Regions from separate parts of the Homo sapiens genome. Here region 1 is linked to region 2. Evidence: chromatin loops called from intact Hi-C (ENCODE). Cell type or tissue: GM12878. All regions are shown on one strand.

Evidence for each region. A loop is a pair of places that touch in the nucleus more often than their neighbours do. Peaks named below come from ENCODE experiments on the same cell type or tissue, not always from the same donor. Only the 100,000 strongest peaks of a DNase experiment are listed, where the experiment ranks them.
Region 1: a loop joins it to region 2, with 9 times the contacts of the local background. A loop is called at or near these places in 1 of 110 quality-filtered maps.

Annotation. Positions count from the first base shown.
Region 1 is chr11:115,920,456-115,922,955 of GRCh38, forward strand. The region is part of intron 1 of LINC02703 (long intergenic non-protein coding RNA 2703); the gene reads left to right. Among named protein-coding and RNA genes, the nearest start is that of LINC02703, 2.1 kb to the left of the region's middle. In GM12878, no CTCF peak of the experiment used is centred here; a DNase peak (open chromatin) is centred at 1,240; H3K27ac peaks cover 2,500 bases.
Region 2 is chr11:116,223,380-116,225,879 of GRCh38, forward strand. No RefSeq gene overlaps it. Among named protein-coding and RNA genes, the nearest start is that of LINC02151, 280 kb to the right of the region's middle. In GM12878, a CTCF peak has its summit at 1,194 (motif pointing left); a DNase peak (open chromatin) is centred at 1,218.

The sequences.
Region 1 (2,500 bases), 300 kb before region 2:
AGTCAAGAATGTGTTCACTCTCCTCTTCCTCTTTATATACTCACCACCGCCATCGCCAGCACCTTCACCTTCATCATTGTCTCTCTCATTTATGGAGCACTGTGCTAAGCCATTTTTATGCATGATCTTCTCCTCACAACAACCCTGTGAGATAGATACCCTTATTTCCCCCCATTTCCAATGGGTAAACTGAGGCTGCAGGAAATTGAGCCAATAAATGGTAGAGCCAGAATTCCAGTTCAGACCAAATGTGACTCCAGTACACTATGCAATGTAGATGCCTATCCAATGTCTTCTTGGATGCTTCCAATGACGAGGTGCTCAGTAACTCCTGAGCTTCCCGTTGCACTGTTGGACAGATTGCAAGCTTTCCTCCCCAGGTCTCTGACATTCTGCCTGTCGTTACACAGAATGCATCCTGTCACACCATGGCAGCATGTTTGATTGAGGCAGGGCCCTAGTTAATGCTTTGCAGTCAAGCAGGGATACTGGGCTGGTGTAATGTAAAATGCTGACCTGGGGAAATGGCATTTCACTGAACTCACTGAGGCTTGAAATGGGTGTGCTGTGAACTGTACGGCCTTGCCCTCCTGAAGAGAGGGCCCCGAGGGATAGCTGGAAGGCCTGGCAGAGTGCCTCTCCTCCCTCTCAGCATGCCATGGCCTTCTAGGGGGCTTCCAGTTCCATGCTGAGGCTATACTTCCCTCTCAGGGAGAGCTGGTTGCTCCCGCATGCTGTTTGTAGTGTTTTACATCTACCTCTGCAAACCTGCTGGGCGTTCTGGCTGGATGATGCTGTTCACATTCCGAATGCTTGTGTTTACCCACCTCCTCACTGAACAAATTTACAAAGTCAACATTTTGGGACATCTCAGAGATTTAAAAAAAAAATGGCAACACAAAACTAACACAACTATGTTGTCCTCTCCCACCCCCTTGTTTCTAACACATCATAGAGTGGAATTAACAAGATTCTAGTCCTTGGCACTGGATCAATTCTGGATGCCATCTCCACCCAGTCTCCATCCCGTCTTTCCCCTAACTCTTACTGTTCTGATAAGTGATGGTAAACAGAAAACAGGCCATTGTGTCAACTATACCTGGCTTCCAATCCCAACTCAGTCTCTCACTAGCTCTGTGATGATGAGTAAGTTACATAATCTCTGCGAGCTTTAGTTTTCTCATGGGAAACTGATACACGCTTTGCATTGTTGTGCTGAGCTTTAGGCAAGGTATCCAGGATGTGCATGGTTTTGGTTGCTGGTTGGTCATTCCAGGATTTCATCCTTTCGACCTTGACCAGTTCAGTGATTAATGGTTTTCATCAGTTAAATCTGGATGATGGAGTAATTGAGTCAGGAGTGGGACAGGGCAGCTGGACCCAGAGCAGACACTGAGCACCCCTGGGCAAGCCCCCAATCTTTCTGTGTTTTTGTGCCTCCATCTGTTGTGCCCTGATCTGAAATCATTTTGTCTCTTACTGGAAGGATGTGAGGCTGAGATGGAAAGAAGAAGGAGAGGTGCTCAAAAGTCTGCTGAAGAAAGATGAATAGCCCCTTGTAAGCCCCACTTACTGCTGCCCACCCTTGATTGTCTGTGGCCGTAGAGGAGAGAGAGCGTAATTCTATAAGAGAGGAGCACCCAAAACTGCTGCTTGATAACCCTGGGTGTCTCCTAGACAAAAGCCCTACTCCTTGGGGTATTGTTCATGTTCTTCATGTTCTGGTCCCAGGAGACTTCTGCAGAGGCATCTCTCTGCTCCCTTCTCTCTCCCCAGGGACTACCCACTCTGCCTTGAATATACTGTGCCCATTTGCTCCTTTGATTTTTTATTCTTGGAATGTCCTCCCTTCAACCTCCTTTGCCCCTATACTGCCCCACCAGGTGAACTCAAATTCATCCTCATGGTTTCCTCTAAAGTGTCCTCTGATCTCTATGTGGCTTTTTTTTTTTAACTCCTCCTGACTTCCTCTCCATTTTTATGCCTCTTCTCCCTGTACATGCAGCGATAGCCTCTACTACAGCACCTCATAGTGTGCTGCAATGTCTGTTTACATGGCAGCATCCCCTGTCAGATTTAGGGCAGGGACTGTGCTTATTCTTCCCCATGTCCCCAGTGCCCAGTAAAGTGCCAGGCAAATAATAGACAATTAATAAATACTTGTTGTTGAATTGCATTCAGAGCTGTGTGTGCCCCAGCTCTCTTCTTCCACCTCTCCCTTCCCACAGCACACTCATGGTCTCTCCCTCTTGCCCTGCCCTCTCCTCATTTCTCCCCTCCCTTGTCCCATCGCTGTCCTTGCTATCTCCTAATTGAATTTTTCTGGACAGTAACAAGGCCAGAGATATCTTGCAAAGTGAATACACCACCCACAAATAATCAAGTTGCCACCATTCTCTTAGGCGAGCACCATTTTGGGGATACTATTTATCTCCCCTTCTTCCCATATGTCCAACCCCAGGGTGGGTCATAAAGGGGACAAAACCAGCTCCTCTAATTT
Region 2 (2,500 bases):
TGGGATGTTGGGTACTAGGAAGTGGTGAGGAGGTGGTGACACAACCAGATCTGCCTCTTAATAACCCCTGAAGAAGTCCATATGGTTGATGTCCCTCTTTAGAATGTGGTTCTTACCACTTATTGTACCCAGCTTTCAATCCCATCGCCAAGTCAACATCCTAATACATTTGCCTAGTGTAGGTCCTTCAAGGGCAGTCAAGTTCCACCGCTCCAGAGTGTGCCATAGCCCCCCAAGCAGCCAGTCTTAATATCTGGCCTCCTTTGCTGTTTGCAACCTCTTTCTTTGGCATGTGAGTGCCTAAAGGGCAGGGACAGGGGCTGATGCATCTCTGTATTCCCAGGACCTTGCACCAGATCTGGCACCTCTCAAGCCCACAACAAAAATTTGTTGGATGAATAAATAAAATAAACAAACTTAATTAAGAAATACTGAATAAGTCAACTATTGAATAAAGAAGGAAATAAATAAATGAATGACTGAAGGAATGAATGAGCAAGCCCAGAATCTGACTGGGTCCCCCTCTTGTCTTCCAACCTCCCATGAAGCTCTCAGGAAGCCCATTTGCAGATGGCCCTCAGCTCCTTAGATTCCAGGAGAGCAGGCTGCCAAGCCCATGGATATGGAACTGTTAGCTCAGGAGGCAACAGCCTCACCGTGTAAAATCACAGTCTATTCTAGCCAAATTAACTAGGTAATACTCTGCATTGGTGTAAAATTCTCCATCAAACCATGAAGACTGGCGTTTAAAACATTTAAGACCCGAGAAGGGGAGGAGAGGGCAAGAGAGACCATTGCTTTTCCTGGCAAGTAATGGTGAAGGGTTTCCCAGCCTGGCTAAGCAGGGAGGAGCCCCACCTGGGATTCTCAAAGCCAGTGCCCGCTCCATGCCCCTGGCTGGGCCTCCTTGCCCAGAGCTCCTCACAAGGTCTTTCCATTCTTGGGGTCACTGACCCTACACTGGGCCCTCCTGTGGACATTTAGTTGGATGATGCTGAGGGCATCAGACAGAAGGAAGACTAAGCTGGAATCTCCCCAGGCAAACACACTATGGCATTTCCTGACACCCCACCCCCACCCCCAACCCTCCTTATGGGGAAGCCACCCCTGCACCGATTCCAGAGCACCCTTCATTTTTAGAACCCAGAAGATTCAGCACCTTACATTCCCAGTGGTCCCCGGGGCTCCCCCTAGTGGTCCCATAATTGAAGTGAACAGAGATTATCCCTGAGTCTTGGCTGGATGTTACAAAGAGCATCTTTTTCTGTCAATAACATTTATTGGGCACCTCCCACAGCCAGGTGCTAGGACTCTTGCGAGGGGTCACAGGCCTTGATTACAGGTAGCCTGTGAGCCTGCGGGGCAGTACCGTGTGTCTTTGCCTTTCTGGTGCCCACGATGGCATCGAGTCAGTGCTGGCAAACGCTGTAACAGATACTTGCATTCAGCAATGAAAAGTGAGTAACAGAAACAGTAATACAAGATACCTCCACGTACACCCATCAAACTAGCAACCACTCATCCCAACCCCTCGGGGTTTGGTTCTGGGGCCCCCCCGCAGGAGGGGGAGAAAAGGAGGCAGCCTCCCGGGGGATTATTCTGTGCTGAGGTAGCATACTGGCTGCTGTGCCCTGGGGAGCCAGCTCCCTGCATAAGTGCACAGATAGACAGATAGATCGTATTAAGCATACAACATTCAGGGGCTTCATTTGGAAAAGACACTGATTCTAAATGGCTGTTTGCCATTGACAAGGCACATCACCAAGGCTAACGCAGACAGCTCTGGGTTATCCAGCTTGTATTCCTGCCACCCCTCCATCCCCTGTGTGGGCACACACATGCACCCTAGGGCCCCACTTGCTCTAGCCTTGTGCCCAAGCTGATACTGCATTCCGGGCGGCAGACTGTCTTGGCAGAGACCAGATGCCAGCAGATCCCTCCCTGTCCCCTGGGGATCTCAGGCCCAGCTGTAGTAGCCAGGCAGCCTTGGGACCCTACAGTCTCCACCCATCCCCCACCCCCAGAGCTCATCAACACAACTCCCCATCTCCCTGTCCCCTCTCCCACCCCATCCTCCCTCTTTACTGCTTATGCCTGTGTAGGCAGGAGGCAAAGCGATGCGAATACATTAACATTTCCTTAATTCTATCTGTGCCTCCAAAACTCTGAGTCACAACTGGGTGGGTTTTCGTGCCTGGTGAACTGTCAGCCTCATTCAGAAATGCCATTTTCTACTTTGCTCCTGGATCAGCGAGAGGACAAGTGGCGGGTGGGGGGGCACGGGGATGGGAAGTGGCACACCCAACACTGACTGGCCCTTGACTGATGACAAGATTGAGGCCCCTGCGGTCCCTAGGAGAAGCTGTGTGAGTTTCTACTGAGAACCCTAGAACTTTGCCTTTGTATAGCAATGTTTACATTTTACAACATGCACTCACCTACCTTATTTTGTCATTTGTACATCCATTTCATATAAGTGAAAAGTGAAGTACAAAGATCT